Linked DNA regions of Homo sapiens: region 2 is linked to region 1. A link is an interaction called in ENCODE POLR2A ChIA-PET data of the cell type or tissue named here. Cell type or tissue: B cell. All regions are shown on one strand. Links, peaks and the distances in the headings refer to the core of each region. The heading gives the core; the rest is flanking DNA.

Region 1 (8,930 bases), core at 2,563-6,562:
GTAGCAGGGGTGCCCTTTGGCCACCTCCCTGTGGACTCCCTCTCCTGGACTGAATGTCTCCAGGATTACTAGGCTTATGCAGCACTTTTTTTTTTTTTTTTTGAGACGAATTCTTGCTTTGTCGCCAGGCTGGAGGGCAGTGGTGCGATCTCGGCTCACTGCAACCTCCACCTCCTGGGTTCAAGTAATTCTCCTGCTTCAGCCTCCCAAGTAGCTGGGATTACAGGCACCCGCCACCACGCCCAGCTAATTTTTGTTTTTGTTTTGTTTTGTTTTGTTTTTGAGACGGAGTCTTGCTCTGTTGCCCAGGCTAGAGTGCAGTGGCGCGATCTCGGCTCACTGCAATCTCCGCCTCCCTGGTTCACGCCAATCTCCTGCCTCAGCCTCCCGAGTAGCTGGGACTACAGGCGCCTGCCATCATGCCCGGCTAATTTTTGTATTTTTAGTAGAGACGGGGTTTCACCGTGTTAGCCAGGATGGTCTCCATCTCCTGACCTCGTGATCCGGCCACCTTGACTTCCCAAAGTTCTGGGATTACAGGCCTGAGCCACCACGCTCGGCCTAATTTTTGTATTTTTTAGTAGAGACGGGGTTTCACCATGTTGGCAAGGTGGTCGCGATCTCTTGACCTCGTGATCTGCCTGCCTCGGCCTCCCACAGTGCTGGGATTACAGGCGTGAGCCTCTGTGCCCGGCTTATGCAGCATTTTTCCTTCTAGAGGATTTCAGAGAAAAGTGAAATCTTGATTACACCCAGCCTGAGTCATTCATTCACATGATCACAGCGCTGGCCCCTCATACATATGCCTTTGAGTTCATGGCTGTGGATTCAGCTGGTTGTTACCTTCCTTCTGCTCACCTCTCAGGGCTCACCCGAGACAGCACTGCCTTCAGGAAGCCTTCCCTCATATCCTAGACTAGCGAGGGCAGACTTTGCTGCTGGCCAGGCCTCCCTGCAGTCATCAGATGTTATTGTAATTACTTATTCTGGAGCTGCTCCTTGCAGGACTGAATGCTCCATGAGGGAATGTCCTCTGTCTTGGTCAGAGACTCCTTCTCACCTCTAGCTCCACATCTGGCATGTAATAAGCACTTGTTAACTCTTCAGTGAATAAATGTAGGAGTCTTGTGTCCTCCACTGTCTTCCTTGGCCCCTGATGTGTGGTTCTCATCCCAGGCCTGCAGAATGATCACAAGGCAGTGATGAAGCAGGTGGAGGAGGCCCTGCACCAGCTGCACGCTCGCGACAAGGAGAAGCAGGCCCGGGACATGGCTGAGGCCCACAAAGAGGCCATGAGCCGCAAACTGGGTCAGAGTGAGAGCCAGGGCCCTCCACGGGCCTTCGCCAAAGTGAACAGCATCAGCCCCGGCTCCCCAGCCAGCATCGCGGTAATCCAGGGGTTGGCCACTCAAGTCCATGCCCAGGGGACACGGTGGGTCAGGTAGCCTTCGGGGATGTGGAAAGACAGACTAGTTCTCTCCGTGCTGCGGTGCTGAGTTCAGTTACTCATTTAACAAACACTGACTGAGGCCTGTCGTGTATCCAGCCCTGTGCTGGGGGCAGAGTTTTAGAGAGGGGTCAGCCCCGGCTGCCCACTACATTGGTGGGGGAGTGACCTCTTCCCAGTGACAGAAGATGATAAATGTCCCAAGAGAGGGAGAGGATCTCTTCTTGGGGCTCATTTTAGCTGGGCACTGAATGATGAAAATGAGAATGGCATCTTGCCAAATGAGTTATGCATCTTATGTGGTGTCTTAAAAAAAACATTAGGCTGGGCACAGTGGCTCATGCGTGTAATCCCAGCACTTGAGAAGGCTGAGGCGACTTGGAAAGCTGAGATGGGAGGATCACTTGGGCTCAGGAAGTCGAAGTTGCAGTGAGCTGTGACTGTGCCACTGCACTCCAGCCTGGGTGACAGAGTGAGACCTTGTCTTAAAAAAAATTTTTTTTTGACCGGGAGCATTGGCTCACGCCTGTAATCCCAGCATGTTGGGAGGCCGAGGCCAGTGGATCACTTGAGGTCAGGAGTTCGAGACCAACCTGGCCAACATGGCGAAACCCCGTCTCTACTAAAAATACGAAAATCATGCCACTGCACTCCAGCCTGGGCAACAGAGTGAGACTCCGTCTCAAAAAAAAAAAAAAAATTTACCCATTTAAAGTCCGTATACAGTTTAGTGTCTTTTGGTGTATTCACAGAGCCATGCATTACCACAATCAATTTTCTTTCTATTTAAAAAATTTGCAGCCAGGTGCAGTGGCTCACGCCTGTAATCCCAGCACTTTGGGAGGCTTAGGTGGGCGATCACCTTATGTCAGGAGTTCAAGACCAGCCTGGCCAACATGGCGAAACCCCATCTCTACTAAAAATACAAACATTAGCCGGGTGTGGTGACATGTGCCTGTAATCCCAGCTACTCGGGAGGCTGAGGCAGGAGAATCGCCTGAACCCAGGAGGTGGAGGTTGCAGTGAGCGGAGATCGTGCCACTACACTCCAGAGCCTGGGCGACAGAGTGAGACTCTGTCTAAAAAAAAAAAAAAAAAAAAAAGGAGATGGGGTTTCGCTCTGTTGCGTAGGTTGGTCTCCATCTCCTGGGCTCAAGTGATTCTACCACCTTGGCCTCCCAAAATGCTGGGATTATAGGCATGAGCCACCATGCCCAGCCATAATCAATTTCAGAACATTGTCATTGTCTTGTAAAGAAACTCTGTAGTGATTTGCCATCACTTCCCAATCCCCCAGCTCCCCGCACCCAGTTATCTACTTTCTGTCTCTATGTATTTGTCTATTCTGGATATTTCCTATAAGTTGAATCATATAATATGTGACCTTTTATGACTGGCTTCTTTCACTTAGCAAATTTTCAAGTCATCTGTATTGAGCATGGATCAGTGCTTCATTTGTTTACAGACAGGGTCTCACTCTCTCACCCAGACTTCAGTGCCATGGTGCCATCATAGCTCACTGCAACCTCAAACTCGCAGAGTCAAGTGATCCTCCTGTCTCAGCCTCCCAAGCAGCTAGGACTGTAGGCACATGTAACCATGCCTGGTTAATTTTTTATTTCCTTTTTTTTTTAGAGATGGGTTCTCACTATGTTGCCCAGGCTGGTCTTGAACTCCTGGCCTCAAGCGATCCTTCTTCCTCGGCCTCCCAAAGTGCTAGAATTACAGGCATGAGCTGTCATGCCTGGCCCTTCATTCCTTCTTTTTTTTTTTTTTTTTTTTTTTTTTTGAGACGGAGTCTCGCTCTGTCGCCCAGGCTGGAGTGCAGTGGCACGATCTCGGCTCACTGCAAGCTCCGCCTCCCAGGTTCACGCCATTCTCCTGCCTCATCCTCCCGAGTAGCTGGGACTACAGGCGCCTGCCATCACGTCCAGCTAATTTTTATTTTTTGTATTTTTAGTAGAGACAGGGTTTCACTTTGTTAGCCAGGGTGGTCTCGATCTCCTGACCTCGTGATCCGCCCGCCTCAGCCTCCCAAAGTGCTGGGATTACAGGCGTGAGCCACTGTGCCTGGCCCTTCATTCCTTTTTATGGCCAAATAATATTCCACTGCCTGGATATATCATATTTTATTTATCCATTTGTCAGTTAATGGACATTTGAATTGTTACCACTTTTTGGCTATTACGAAGCATGTTGCTGCGAACATTCTTGTACAGTTTTTTTGTGGAGATGTAGTTAAATTTAATTCCACAGCCACTTCTGGGATAGGTCCTAATCTTTACTCATTTCATCCTCGAGGAAAAGCCTTGCAGACCTGAAGTAACTTATGTCAGGACACATAGTTCCTGCCAGGTGGAATGGGGTCCTAAACCCTGGTCAGGACACATAGTTCCTGCCAGGTGGAATGGGGTCCTAAACCCTGGTCAGGACACATAGTTCCTGCCAGGTGGAATGGGGTCCTAAACCCTGGTCCTACCAGTCTTCTTTAATGGTCACAAGTCTGTAAGTTACACAGAAGCTCCCTATCATTCACTACCCCATCTACTGCATCTAACCCAGTGCCAGTTGGCCCACAACAAATACTTGTTACAGGGGTGAATGAGTGGTGGTCTGTCTTCTTAGGACCTAGAACAAGAGCGTCACTCTAGTCTTGGATGCGCCCTGTGCCTGTGGCTGCTTGTCTGGGGGCTTCTAGGGCAAGTGTCTTGTCTAAATGTTGATCACTGAATAAAATGGGCCCAGCCTGGCTTGCCTTCTCTTACCCTTGAACCTGGGTTAGGACCGCAGAGAGCAGCATTTGGCCTTTCCCATGCTCCTCAAGGCCTTCACAGTGTCTGGTAACTGCCAGCTCTCAGACATTGGGCAGACCTGGTCATCTTTACTAGAGCTGCCCTCAAAGGAACCCCAGGAGGAGGTGGCCCCGTTACCCACTGCCCCTTCCTGCATGAGGTGTCTACATCCCTGACCTCTTTGTTCTGAGCCTACCCTGTAGAAAACAAGCTCGTGACCTTGGCATTAAATTGGGTATTGAAGGTTAGAGACCACCAGGAGCACACTGAACCTCTAGCCTGATTTTCCATTTTTCCTTCCCTCTCCAGGGTCTGCAAGTGGATGATGAGATTGTGGAGTTCGGCTCTGTGAACACCCAGAACTTCCAGTCACTGCATAACATTGGCAGTGTGGTGCAGCACAGTGAGGGGGTGAGTGGGGCTACCTGGTGTCTCGGTCTGTTTGGGTTTTTCTAACAGTATGCCATAGACTGCGTGGCTTACAAACAACAGAAGTTCATTTTTCACAGCTCTGGAGGCAGGGAAGTCCAAGATCCAGGCACCAGCCAATTTGGTGTCTGGGGAGGGCTTGCTTCCTAACTCCTAGGTGGTGCCTTCTTGCTGTGTCCTCACATGGCAGAAAGGGGAGGAACCCTGGGAGCTCTTGTATAAGGGCACTAATCCCAGTGGGGGCGCCACCCCTCATGACCTAATCACCTTGCAGAGGCCCCACCCCTAATACCATCACATTGGTGGTTAGGATTTCAACATATGAATTTCAGGGGGCCACAGACATTCAGGTCATAGCACTCGGCCTCTGGTCTATAGCCCTGGAGTTACTGGAAGTGTTGCTGAGGCCCTGGACTGCTGCCTTCATGGTGTTGCTCAGCACAGCCCCATTCAAGGACTTGGCACCTGCTATTCCTTCTGTTTAGAATGCTCTTCCTCTTCATCCTCCTTCTGTTTTACACTGGTGACATGCTCGCAGGGGGCCTTTCCTGGCTACCCTAACCCAAATTCCCCTCTCCTCTGCCCTGTCTCTGTTTTCATTTAACAAGGTTTCTTAGAGATCTTTTCTTTTTTTTTTTTTTTTTTTTAAGACAGGGTCATGCTGTGTCACCCAGGCTAGAGTGTGGTGGTGCTATCATAACTACCTCACGGCTAATTTTTTTATATTTTGTGGAGGCGGGGTCTTGCTATGTTGTCCAGGCTGGAATTTTTGTTGTTGTTTTGTAGCAAAGATCCACACTTTTCAGGAGTGATACTGTGGCAAAGCCCAGGAAAATTATTAACTAAAGTTTTTGGTTCCCAAATGAAGTCTCCAGTTAACCCAACAGTTGTGGATTTTTTGACTCCTGCTTAGCTGCACGGTTCATCTACTTGTAACCCATCAGTGCAGGCCAGGCCAGGTCAGGTCAGGAGATGGCTGGCAGTTGCCTATGCCCCTGCTAGTGGTCAGGCCATCGTTTCTGCACTGATACTGTCATCAAATCTGTAACTTGTATGGACGTTTAAAATGATGATTTTGTGAAATTTATCAGTTTTTTTGCTTATGGCTCTTGCATTTTGTGTCCATTTAAAGAAATTCTTTTTTTTTTTTTTAATTAAGAAATTCTTGGCTGGGCGTGGTGGCTCACTCCTGTAATCCCAGCACTTTAGGAGGGCGAGGTGGGTGGATCACGAAGTCAGGAGTTGGAGACCATCCTGGCTAACACGGTGAAACCCCGTCTCTACTAAAAATACAAAAAATTAGCCGGGTGTGGTGGCACACACTTGTAGTCCCAGTTACTTGGGAGACTGAGGAAGGAGAATCGCTTGAACCCAGGAGGCAGAGCTTGCAGTGAGCCGAGATCGCGCCATTGCACTCCAGCCTAGGCGACAGAGCAAGACTCTGTCTCAAAAAAAGAAATTCTTTTAATTCTTTTATTGTTTTATTTCTGTTTTTCCTTTAGTCCATCTGAAATTTATTATTATTATTATTATTATTATTATTATTATTTGAGATGGAGTCTCGCTCTGTCACCCAGGCTGGAGTGCAGTGGTGCGATCTTGGCTCACTGCAACCTCCGCCTCCCAGGTTCAAGTGATTCTCCTGCCTCAGCCTCCTGAGTAGCTGGGATTACAGGCGCCCACCACCATGCCTGGCTAATTTTTGTATTTTTAGTAGAGATGGGGTTTCGCTATGTTGGCCAGGCTGGTCTCAAACTGGCCTCCCAAAGTGCTGGGACTACAGATGTGAGCCACTGCGCCTGGTCTATTTTTATTATTTTTACAACAGTTTTATTGAGATTTAATGCACATACTACACAGTTCACCCATTTAAAGTGGTTTTTAGTGTAGTCACAGAATTATGCAGCCATCACAATTGTACATTTTCATCACTTCTCCTCCTGAGGCAGCCACTTTCCAGCCACATGTCCTTCAGAAAGACTGCTCATATACCAGCACACAGAGCTGCCAGTTGATTTTATTTTATTAAGGTGTAATTTACCTGCACCAGATCCACCTTTTTCAGTGTACAGTCCCATGAGTTTTCTTCTTTTTCTTTTCTTTTTTTTTTTTTAGATGGAGTCTTGCTCTGTCGCCCAGGCTGGAGTGCAGTGGTGCAGTCTCGGGGGGGCTACTGCAAGCTCTGCCTCCCAGGTTCACGCCATTCTCCTGCCTCAGCCTCCCGAGTAGCTGGGACTACAGGCATGTGCCACCATGCCCAGCTAATTTTTTTGTATTTTTAGTAGAGATGGGGTTTCACTGTGTTAGCCAGGATGGTCTCGATCTCCTGACCTCGTGATCCACCTGCCTTGGCCTCCCAAAGTGCTGGGATTACAGGTGTGAGCCACCACACCCAGCCGAGTTTTCTTTTTTTTTTCTTTAAGATGGAGTTTTGCTCTTTTGCCCAGTCTGGAGTGCAGTGGCACGATCTCGGCTCACTGCAACCTCTGCCTCCCAGGTTCAAGCGATTCTCCAGCCTCAGTCTCCCAAGTAGCTGGGATTATAGGTGCCCACCACCACGCCCAGCTAATTTTTTTTTGTATTTTTAGTAGAGACAGGGTTTCAGCATGTTGGCCAGGCTGGTCTCAAACTCCTAACCTCAGGTGATCCACCCACCTCAGCCTCCCAAAGTTCTGGGATTACAGGAGTGAGCCACTGTGGCCTGCCATTCCCGTGAGTTTTCACAAATGTATGTAGTATGTCATTGCCACCACGATGAAGGTCAAGAGCATTCCAACACCCCATAAAATTGCCTCAGGCTTCTTTGTAGTTAATCCCTCACCGTCAACTTCCAGAATGTCATAGAGAGAAAAACCACACAATATATTGCCTTTTGAGTCTGGTGTTCTTCACTCAGCCCAGTGGATTCTGAGACTTCTGTCTGTTGTGTGGATCTGTGAGAAGAGCTGCTGGTTTTTAATCTGTTTTATCCAGTTAAATGTATTCTCAGCTTCCGTGTAGGCTTATAAATCCTTCTTTATAAAAGTAGTGATTCAATTTTAAGCAAAATGAATCTTTTCTTCATGTGAAATTTCACGGGGAATTCCAAGATGTCACTGGATAAAGGCTGAGCTGTCTTGGTGGGCTGGAGGATGGAGAAGGTCGTGTGTTGTGAGTAGGGCCTTTCTGGCTTCAGCCTCATCCCCTCAGGGGACCTGAGCTCAGCTGGAGAATCAAGAATCCGGGTTTGGTTGTCTGTTTTGTGAGTCAAGAAAAAAAACCTTGCATAGCACAGTGGCTCACACCTGTAATCCCAGCACTTTGGGAGGCTGAGGCGGGTGGATCACCTGAGGTCAGGAGTTCAAGACCAGCCTGGCCAACATGGTGAAACCCCATCTCTACTAAAAATAAGAAATTAGGCCTGGCACGGTGGCTCACACCTGTAATCCCAGCACTTTAAGAGGCCAAAGTGGGCAGATCACAAGGTCAAGAGATCGAGACCATCCTGCCCAACATGGTGAAAACCGGTCTCTACTAAAAATACAAAAAAAAAAAAAAAATTATCTGGGTGTGGTGGTGTGTGCCTGTAGTCCCAGCTACTTGGGCTGCTGAGGCAGGAGAATCACTTGAACCTCGGAGGCAGAGGTTGCAGTGAACCAAGATCACGCCACTGCACTCCAGCCTGGGCCGCACAGCGAGACTCTCCCATCTCAAAAAAAAAAAAATTAGGTGTGGTGGTACTCTCCAGCTACTTGGGAGGCCGAGGCAGGAGAATTGCTTGAACCCGGGAGGCAGAGGTTGCAGTGAGCTTAGATCATGCCACTGCACCCTAGCCTGGGCGACAGAGTGAGGCTCTGTGTCAAAAAAAAAAAAAAAACCAAAAAACTCACAGTGTTCTATTGTGAGACATTTAGATAGTTTGCCATTTTGTGGAGATTAACACTCTTGCAGATGGATTTCTATTTCTTTTTTTATTTTTTTTGAGACGAAGTTTTTCTCTTGTTGCCTAGGCTGGAGTGCAATGGCATGATCTCAGCTCACTGCAACCTCCGCCTCACAGATTCAAGCGATTCTCCTGCCTCAGCCTCCCAAGTAGTTGGGACTACAGGCACCCGCCACCACGCCCAGCTAATTTTTGTATTTTCAGTAGAGATGGGGTTTCACCATGTTGGCCAGGCGGGTCTTGAACTCCTGACCTCAGGTGATCTGCCCGCCTCGGCCTCCCAAAGTGCTGGGATTACAGGCGTGAGCCACTGTGCCCGGCCTTTCTTTGTTTTTTTTTT
Region 2 (8,930 bases), core at 1,853-5,852, 66 kb after region 1:
AAAAAAAGGAAGAGTAAGACAGCTCTCTGTGTAATGACGTGGAAATATCTCAAAGATGTAAAATGAGATAAAGCAAATTACCAATGAAGCATGAATAGCATAATTCTATTTTTATATAAAATTATAATTACAAAAGAAATTCTTGAGTCATATACACCAAATTATTACTCATGATTATCTTGGGATAGGGTGCAGCAATGTGGAGATATAGATTTTCTCCTTCTTCTTCTTCTTTTTTTTTTTTTTTTTGAGGCAGGGTCTCACTCTGTTGCCCAGGCTGGAGTGCAGTGGCATGATCTCAGCTCACTGCAGCCTCGACCTCCCAGGCTCAAACAATGCTCCCACCTTAGCCTCAGGCCACCAAGCCAGGCTAATTTTTCATAGAGACAGGAAACTACTATGTTGCCCAGGCTGGACTCGAACTCCTAACCCCAAGCAATCCTCCCACCTTAGCCTCCCAAAGTGCTGGGATTATGGGAATGAGCCACTGCGTTCTGCCCATGACCAGAGTCTTAAAACCTATGTTGAGATTTATGGAATTTTAAAAACTCTTCCCTTCCCTCCCCTCCCCTCCCCTCCCCTTCCCTCCCCTCCCCTCCCCTCTCCTTCCCTCCCCTTCCCTCCCCTCCCCTTCCCTCCCCTCCCCTCCCCTTCCCTCCCCTCCCCCTCCCCCTCCCCTTCTTCTTCCTTTCGATGGAGTCTTGCTCTGTCACCCAGGATGGAGTGCAGTAGCGTGATTTCACCTCATTACAACCTCCACCTCCTAGGTTCAAGCGATTCTCATGCCTCAGCCTCCTGAGTAGCTGGGACTACAGGCGCGCACCACTATGCCTGGCTAATTTTTTTTTTTTTTTTTTTTTTTTAGTAGAGGTGGTGTTTCACCATGTTGGCCAGGCTGGTCTTGAAACTCCTGACCTCAGTTGATCCACCTGCCTCGGCCTCCCAAAGTACTGGGATTACAGGCGTGAGCCACCATGCCCCATCCATGACCAAAGAGTCTTTTTTTTTTTTTTTTGAGATGGAGTCTCACTTTGTCACCTAGGCTGGAGTACAGTGGCGTAATCTCAGCTCACTGCAGCCTCCACCTCCCAGTTTCAAGCGATTCTCCTGCCTCAGCCTCCTGAGTAGCTGGGATTGCAGGCACCTGCCACCACGCCTGGCTAATTTTTGTATTTTTAGTAGAGACGGGGTTTCACCATATTGGCCAGGCTGGTCTCAAACTCCTGACCTTGTGATCCGCCTGCCTTGGCCTCCCGAAGTGCTGGGATTACAGGTGTGAGCCACTGCGCCTGGCCCGACCAAAGAATCTTAAAACCTATGTTGAGATTTGTGGAATTTTAAAAACTCTTTCTCTTTTTGCCTTCAGAAAGACGCTTCTGGGGCCAGCTTATGGTTCCCCTATTGAGCAGACACAAGTCCTCCCAGTGAGAAGCATGGCGGAGCTACAGAAACGCTACTTGGTGTTTATTAACAGAGACAAGGTAACAGCGCTCTCTTCTCCAGTTCTGGGAGTTGACTCTGTGTGTCATGAGCAGCAGTCATTACTGAAGATCACGAGACTCAGAGAGTTCTGGGTTTACAGCCAAGCCCAACTGCTTCCACCCCAGTCAGCTGTGATACTGAAAATTGCCCTTGATGAGTTAGGAAGACTCTTGGGAGACATTTCTGAGCAGAGTTACTGCATTTTCTATATTCCCAGTGAAGATACATGGGCCACCAAAGGATTTTTCCTTCTTATTTATTTACATGGAAAAACTCTTGTAAAAATATGCAAATTAGTTACACTTTGTTGTACATTTAATGAATAATCTGCGTTGAAAAGTGTAAAGTCGGGCCAGGTGAGGTGGCTCACGCCTGTAATCCCAGCACTTTGGGAGGCCAAGGCGGGTGGATCACGAGGTCAGGAGATGGAGACCATCCTGGCTAACACGGTGAAACCCCGTCTCTACTAAAAATACAAAAAATGAGCCGGGCGTGGTGGTGGGCGCCTGTAGTCCCAGCTACTCAGGAGGCTGAGGCAGGAGAATGGCATGAACCCGGGAGGCGGAGTTTGCAGTAAGCCGAGATCGCGCCACTGCAGTCCAGCCTGGACGACAGAGTGAGACTCCGTCAAAAAAAAGAAAAGTGTAAAGTCATAGGTTGTGAGATGTATTCTGGAAAACCCTGGACAACTGACCATGAAGGCAGGGAGGAAAGCTTCCCTTCTGTGTACCTGTTAGAGCTGTGCAAGGGGCCCCCTACCAGGGCTGGTGTGTGTGGATGCCCAGCTACATTAAATGTGGCTCTCACACTCAGAGATGGGTCCAGACACACAGGTCCTTCTGGCACACAGATCTGGAGGTGACATGTGAACGTGCCAGGCCTCTCTCGGGCCCAGCTACCTGAGTCTGAATATCCAATTATGTGTTCCTTTCTAGGTGGGACTTCAGATCTTACCAGTTGACGGCAATCCACATAAGACATCTGCTATTGTTTGCCACCCGAACGGGGTGGCCGGCATGGCCGTTTCCTATGATGGCTGCTACGCCTTCACTGCGGGAGGGCACGATCGCTCGGTGGTGCAGTGGAAAATCACCTTAAGGTACACGATGGGGCGAGAAGGAAGGTATCAAGTGTAAACTCCTTTTCACTCAGCAACAGTGATAGACACTGAACCCTACTGCGTGCCAGGCACTGTGCTAGGATGTCACAGGGCCTGGCCTTCAGGTTGCTCCCCGGTGGCATTGCTCACATTACTCTGCAGACAGGAGTTGCTGTCCTGTCCCATGGACCAATGGTGTTTGCAGTTCAGGCGATGTGACAGCACCTTGGGCTCACCCCTGCTCCCTAAAATGCTTCTCCCTCTGCTCCACATATCCACACCTGCTAGAAAGATCTAGGCCGACCCTCCAAAGCATATACTACGGAAATAGTAAGAGGATCATTTCAAGTGGTATTTTCGGCTCCTCTTCTCACCCTCCCTGCCCTGAATGGAGAACCTCTGCCTGAGGCGAGGCTGGAGAATTCTAGAGTTGAACATTGGAGAGTATGTGGACTTTGAGGTGAAAGGGATAATATGAGTTTGAATATGGGCCCACCCTCTACTGGCTATGGGGCCTAGGGCAAGCTTCTTAACGTCCCTGATCTTTAGATTCCTTGCATGCAAAATGAGGGTGATAGCATGTGAAATGGGGGTGATAATAGGAACTTCTGTAGGATCCCTGTAAAGATCAGGTAGTTTAATAGGGGAAAAGCACCTAGTACAGAGCAAAGTACTCGGCAAGTGAATGATTTCCTTTCGTCTCTTCTTCCTGTAAGGGCATTTGCTTATGAGCTCAGAATCTTCCCTAATAAAGAGGGGACAAGCACCCACACTGTCCTCTCATCTACCCAAATCCGGCATGCTGCCGCAGGGCAGAGTCAACCATGTGGCAGCCGGTTCCTGTTCCTGACCACTTCTCCAAGCCCCTGCGCTGCCTGTGGCTCGGCTGGGCCTCTCTCGGTAGTGTGACGTTGAGGAGCAAAAACAGCTCAGAGGCACCTTCCTTCCTCGGAAAACAAACCTGATTCCTGGCTGCCAGCACAGTGTACCCCCTGCCATCTGCCAAATGCACATCTTTCTTTTTATGGCAGATATTGAAGCTTCTACTCTTAACCTGAATATGAGCAAAAATAGCCGGTTAAATCTGCTTTGGAACCACGGTGGTTTGAGATTGCACTTGCAGCTCTGACTTCCACCCCACCTTCACCTGAGAGAGCAGATCTTGGGAACTTGAGGATTTAGGAGCTGGAGGTGAACTCTCCTATTGAAAAGGGATCATGGCCTCAGAATGGCTGCCTGGTTCCTTGCTCCCTGGCTTGTTGCCTGGAACCATGGGGGCAAGCCACACCCTGTGGGGACAAGCAGAACCTTCCCTTCTATTTGTTGTTGTTGTTGAGACAGGGTCTGGCTCAGTCGCTCAGGCTGTAGTACAGAGGTGTGATCATGGCTCACTGCAGCCTCGAACTCCTGGGCTCAAACAATTCTCCTGCCTCAGCCTCCTGAGTAGCTGGGACCACAGGCATATGCCAATGTGCCTGGCTAACTTTAAAAAAATTTTTTTTGTCGATACAGAGTCACACCAAGCCTAGGCTGGTCTTGAACTCATGGGCTCAAGCCTTGGGCACCTAAAGTGTTGGGATTACAGATGTGAGCCACTGCACCCAGCTAGAACCTTCCTTCTGAAATGTTTGTCTTCTTCTCAGTCGTCGTGGGATCTGGAATGGTAGAAATTTAAGAAGAAGAAAAAAAGGCCTCTGCTTTCCAATAGCTTTCGCCTGGCCAGAGTCCAGGCTTCTGAGAATTTCAATTTAATCTGTGGTGGGGACAAAGGATCATTATAAACTAATTATCACTTCATTGCTGCTTCTGGTGACTTAATATGATCAGCACTTCACTAATGGAGAGAAATGTAAAAAACCTAAACAAGTAAACAAACAGAATTTCCTACTAGAGTTACTGATGATGAGTTGTAGGGGAGATAAAGATGATAAATCCCCTCACATTCGATCATTTCAGTCAGTGCACCCCTTGGCCCCAACTGCTACCATCACAGTCTATGGCGCTTCTGCCCCGGGAGAGCCCCTTCCATCCCCTCTCTCAGGGTTCATTCCGCACGCCCCTTCTTCTCCTGCTCCGTGCTAGCATGCACCCTTTCTCTTCTCCTTGTCTGGCATCTGTTTCCAAATCCTGCATTACTTTTTTGTGCTCATCCTCCCTGCCTCCTGTCATCCTGCTGCCCTGCTCAGCCAAGAGCAGAGAGACCCCGATTCGAATCCTAGCTAATCACTACCTGCTTGCTGGATGACGCCAGGCAAGTCCCTTCACTTCTCGGAGCCTCAGTTCCTCCAACTCTTAAATGGGACTGCTACCACCAAGTTCAGACCATTCCTCCTCCTCCTCATCCAGGGAGCGTTTACAGAGCACCTACTGTGTGCTTGCCACAGGGCTGAGCTTTAGCTCCTTTCCAGAAGTACTGTATGGATTGCTGGGTACAGAGCAGGTTTTCAATAAGTGTCATTTCCCTTTTGTGCCCTAATGACCTCTTTTCTGTTGCAAGTGTTAGAAACACAATTTAGGCAAAAGGGAATGTATGAGAAGGTCGTTGGGATCGCATGTAGCTACACCACAAGAAGGTCACGGACAGCGGCACACTTGGTGCTCACAGCACTTGCTGTCTACTTGGCCCTGCTGTTGGCTTCATTCTCTGCAGAACTGGGTTTCCTTACTCAGCAGGAAGATGGCTGCTGACAGTTCCCAAATTTCACAAATTATAGCTCTCACCACAGAGAGAGGGAGTCTCTTTCCCAGCTTGTGTTGGAGAAATGCCAGTACAGCCCCCTGGCCCCTCTGGGGTCAGTTGACGGTGGCCAGGAGGTAGGGGATGTAGGGGAGCTCTGAACACCAGAGCCGGGAGCTGCAGGCTGTTCTCAGAGGACCAGGTGCTCTTGCTAGCCTTTCCCCTCAGGGGCTCCTGCTGGGGACAGGCTCCTCTGTGTCACTTCTGGCCTTTACCTGGCTCTGCTCCAGAGCCACATGGCTAAAAGTGGCCTTGCTGCTCACTGAGCTTGTTGGGATTGGGCCTGGGCCTGGCCTGGAGGCCACAGAGAGGGAGCCCTCTCAGCTGGACACTTGCCTCCATGGCAAGTGCTGAGAAGTGGGGAAGACCCTTGCTGGAGGGGCCCTTGCTGGAGGGTCTTGCTGGAGGGGCCCTCAGGCACCCCTGGAGAATACCCAGGTTCCTCAGACCTTAAGCCAGTCCGTGGGCTTGTGCATGCCTCAGTGAGAGGACCCAGGACAGTGCATGGCAGACTCTTCCTAAGAAAGGTGTAGGAGTGTGCTGATACCCATTTCCATGGCCGTAATAATCCCAACCACTTGTGCTGAGTTTTCTCAGGGCCGGGGCCTGCACTGAGTGAGTTCCATGTATCATCTGATTTCATCCTGACAGCCATCCTGGGAGCCAGGCACCAATATTATCCCCATCAGACACATCAAGAAGCTAACTCCAAGGGGTCTGATGACTGCCCAAGCAATGGAGGAGGCAGTGGAGCTGGGATTCACAGCCAGGGCTTTCTAAGTCCACCCCACACCTTAACAAACATTCATTACAGGAGGAAAATAAAGGACTTTTGTCTCCAATCTTTGTGATATGGTTTGGCTCTGTGTTCCTACCCAAATCTCATCTTGAATTGTACTCCGATAATTCCCGTGTATGGTGGGAGGGACCTGGTGGGAGATGGTTGGATGGTGGGGGAGCAGGGGGTGGTTTCCCCCATGTTGTTCTCGTGGTAGTGAATAAGTCTCACAAGATCTGATGGTTTGATAAGGGGAAACCTGTTTCACTTGGCTCTCATTCTCTCTTGCCACTGCCATGTGAGACGTGCCTTTCACCTTCCGCCATGATTGTGAGGCCTCCCCAGCCACATGAAACTGTAACAATAAACCTCTTTCTTTTGTAAATTGTGCAGTCTCAGTTATGTCTTTATCAGCAGCATGAAAATGGACTAATATAGTACATTGGTACCAGTAGAATGGGGCACTGCTGAAAAGATATCTGAAAATGTCAAAGTGACTTTGGAACTGGGTAACAGGCAGAGGTTGGAACAGTTTGGAGGGCTCAGAAGAAGACAGGAAGATGTGGGAAGGTTTGGAACTTCCTAGAGACTTGTTGAATGGCTTTAGCCAAAAGCCTGATAGTGATATGGACAATAAGGTTCAGGCTGAGGTGGTCTCAGATGGAGATGAGGAACTTGTTGGGAACTGGAGCAAAAGTGATTCTGTTATGTTTTAGCAAAGAGACTGGTGGCATTTTGCCCCTGCCCTAGAGATTTGTGGAACTTTGAACTTGAGAGAGATGATTTAAGATATCTGGTAGAGTAATTTTTTTTTTTTTTTTGAGATGGAGTCTCACTCTTGTCACCCAGGCTGGAGTGCAATGGCACGATCTTGGCTCACTGCAACCTCCACCTCCCGGGTTCAAGTGATTCTCCTGCCTCAGCCTCCTGAGTAGCTGGGACCACAGGTGTGTGCCACCATGCCTGGCTAATTTTTTGTATTTTTAGTAGAGAAAGGGTTTCACCGTGTTAGCCAGGATGGTCTTGATCTCCTGACCTCGTGATCCACCTGCCTCGGCCTCCCAAAGTGCTGGGATTACAGGCATGAGCTACCGCGCCTGGCCTCTGGCGGAAGAAATTTCTAAGCAGCAAAGCATTCGAGAGGTGACTTGGGTGCTGTTAAAGGCATTCAGTTTTATAAAGAAAGCAGAGCATAAAAGTTTGGAAAATTTGCAGCCTGACTATGTGATAGAAAAGAAAAACCCATTTTCTGAGGAGAAATTCAACCCAACTGTAGAAAGTTGCCTATGTAACCAATAGCTGAATGTTAATCTGCAAGACAATGGGGAAAATGTCTCCAGGGCATGTCAGACATCTTCTTGGCAGCCCCTCCCATCACAGTCCTGGAGGCCTAGGAGAAAATGGTTTCTTGGGACAAGCCCAGGATCCTCATGCTGTGTGCTGCCTAGGGACTTGGTGCCCGGCATCCCAGCCACTCCAGTCATGGCTGAAAGGGGCCAACATAGAGCTCAGGCTGTGGCTTCAGAGGGTGGAAGCCCCAAGCCTTGGCAGCTTTCATGACGTGTTGAGCCTGCCAGTCCACAGAAGTCAAGAATTGGGGTTTGGGAACCTCTGCCTAGATTTCAGAAGGTGTATGGAAACACCTTGATGCCCAGGCAGAAGTTTGTTGCAGGGGCGGGGCCCTCATGGAGCACCTCTGCTAGAGCAGTGTGGAAGGGAAATGTGGGGTCAGAGCCCCCACACAGAGTCTCTACTGGGGCACTGCCTAGTGGAGCTGTGAGAAGAGGGCCACCATCCTCCAGACCTCAGGATGGTAGATCCACTGACAGCTTGCACTGTTTGCCTGGAAAAGCCATAGACACTAATGCCAGCCCATGAAAGCAGCCAGGAGGGAGGCTGTACCCTGTAAAGCCACAGGGATGGAGCTGCCCAAGACCATGGGAACCCACCTCTTGCATCAGCGTGACCTGGATATAAGACATGGAGTCAAAGGAGATCATTTTGGAGCTTTAAGATTTGACTGCCCTCCTGGATTTCAGACTTGCATGAGGCCTGTAGCCCCTTTGTTTCGGCCAATTCCTCCCATTTGGAATGGCCGTATTTACCCAATTTTGGTACCTCCATTCTATCTAGGAAGTAATTAACTTGCTTTTGATTTTACAGGCAGAAGGGACTTGCCTGTCTCAGATAAGACTTTGGATGTGGACTTTTGAGTTAATGTGAAATGAGTTACGATTTTGGGGGACTATTGGGAAGGCATGATTGGTTTTGAAATGTAAGGACATGAGATTTGGGAGGGGTCAGAGGCGGAATGATATGGTTTGGCTGTGTCTCCACCCAAATCTCATCTTGAATTGTACTCCCATAATTCCCATGTGTTGTGGGAGGGACCTGGTGGGAGATGGTTGGATTGTGGGGGCAGTTTCCCCCATGCTGTTCCCATGGTAGTGAATAAGTCTCATGAGATCTGATGGTTTGATAAGGGGAAACCTGATTCACTTGGTCTCTCATTCTCTCTCTTGCCACTGCCATGTGAGACATGCCTTTCACCTTGCGCCATAATTGTGAGTCCTCCCCAGCCATGTGAAACCGTAAGTCCAATAAACCTCTTTCTTTTGTAAATTGCCCAGTCTCGGGTATGTTTTTATCAGCAGCATGAAAACAGACTAGAATACCGTGTCTGCGTTTATTTATTAATTCTTACAACAATGCTGTGAGGCAGAATCGTCTCATTTTATAGTGGAGGACACTGATGCCAGGGGGGTTAAGTCACCTCCCCAGAATCACACAGCTTGCCAGGGGTAGAGCCGGGACTTGCACACATGTCCGTGTGA

The links. Peaks named below come from ENCODE experiments on the same cell type or tissue, not always from the same donor. Only the 100,000 strongest peaks of a DNase experiment are listed, where the experiment ranks them.
Region 2: POLR2A ChIA-PET joins it to region 1 with 6 read pairs; 6 of 35 experiments call an interaction of 5 or more read pairs at or near these places.

What each region holds. Positions count from the first base shown.
Region 1 is chr12:121,898,458-121,907,387 of GRCh38, forward strand. It overlaps PSMD9 (proteasome 26S subunit, non-ATPase 9), which reads left to right. Exons shown (of 6, transcript NM_002813.7): 3 at 1,177-1,388; 4 at 4,549-4,650. Among named protein-coding and RNA genes, the nearest start is that of PSMD9, 14 kb to the left of the region's middle. In B cell, for the core only: no CTCF peak of the experiment used is centred there; no DNase peak of the experiment used is centred there.
Region 2 is chr12:121,965,589-121,974,518 of GRCh38, forward strand. It overlaps CFAP251 (cilia and flagella associated protein 251), which reads left to right. Exons shown (of 22, transcript NM_144668.6): 16 at 1,367-1,481; 17 at 2,418-2,581. Among named protein-coding and RNA genes, the nearest start is that of CFAP251, 51 kb to the left of the region's middle. RefSeq lists an enhancer at 5,573-6,072. In B cell, for the core only: no CTCF peak of the experiment used is centred there; a DNase peak (open chromatin) is centred at 3,383.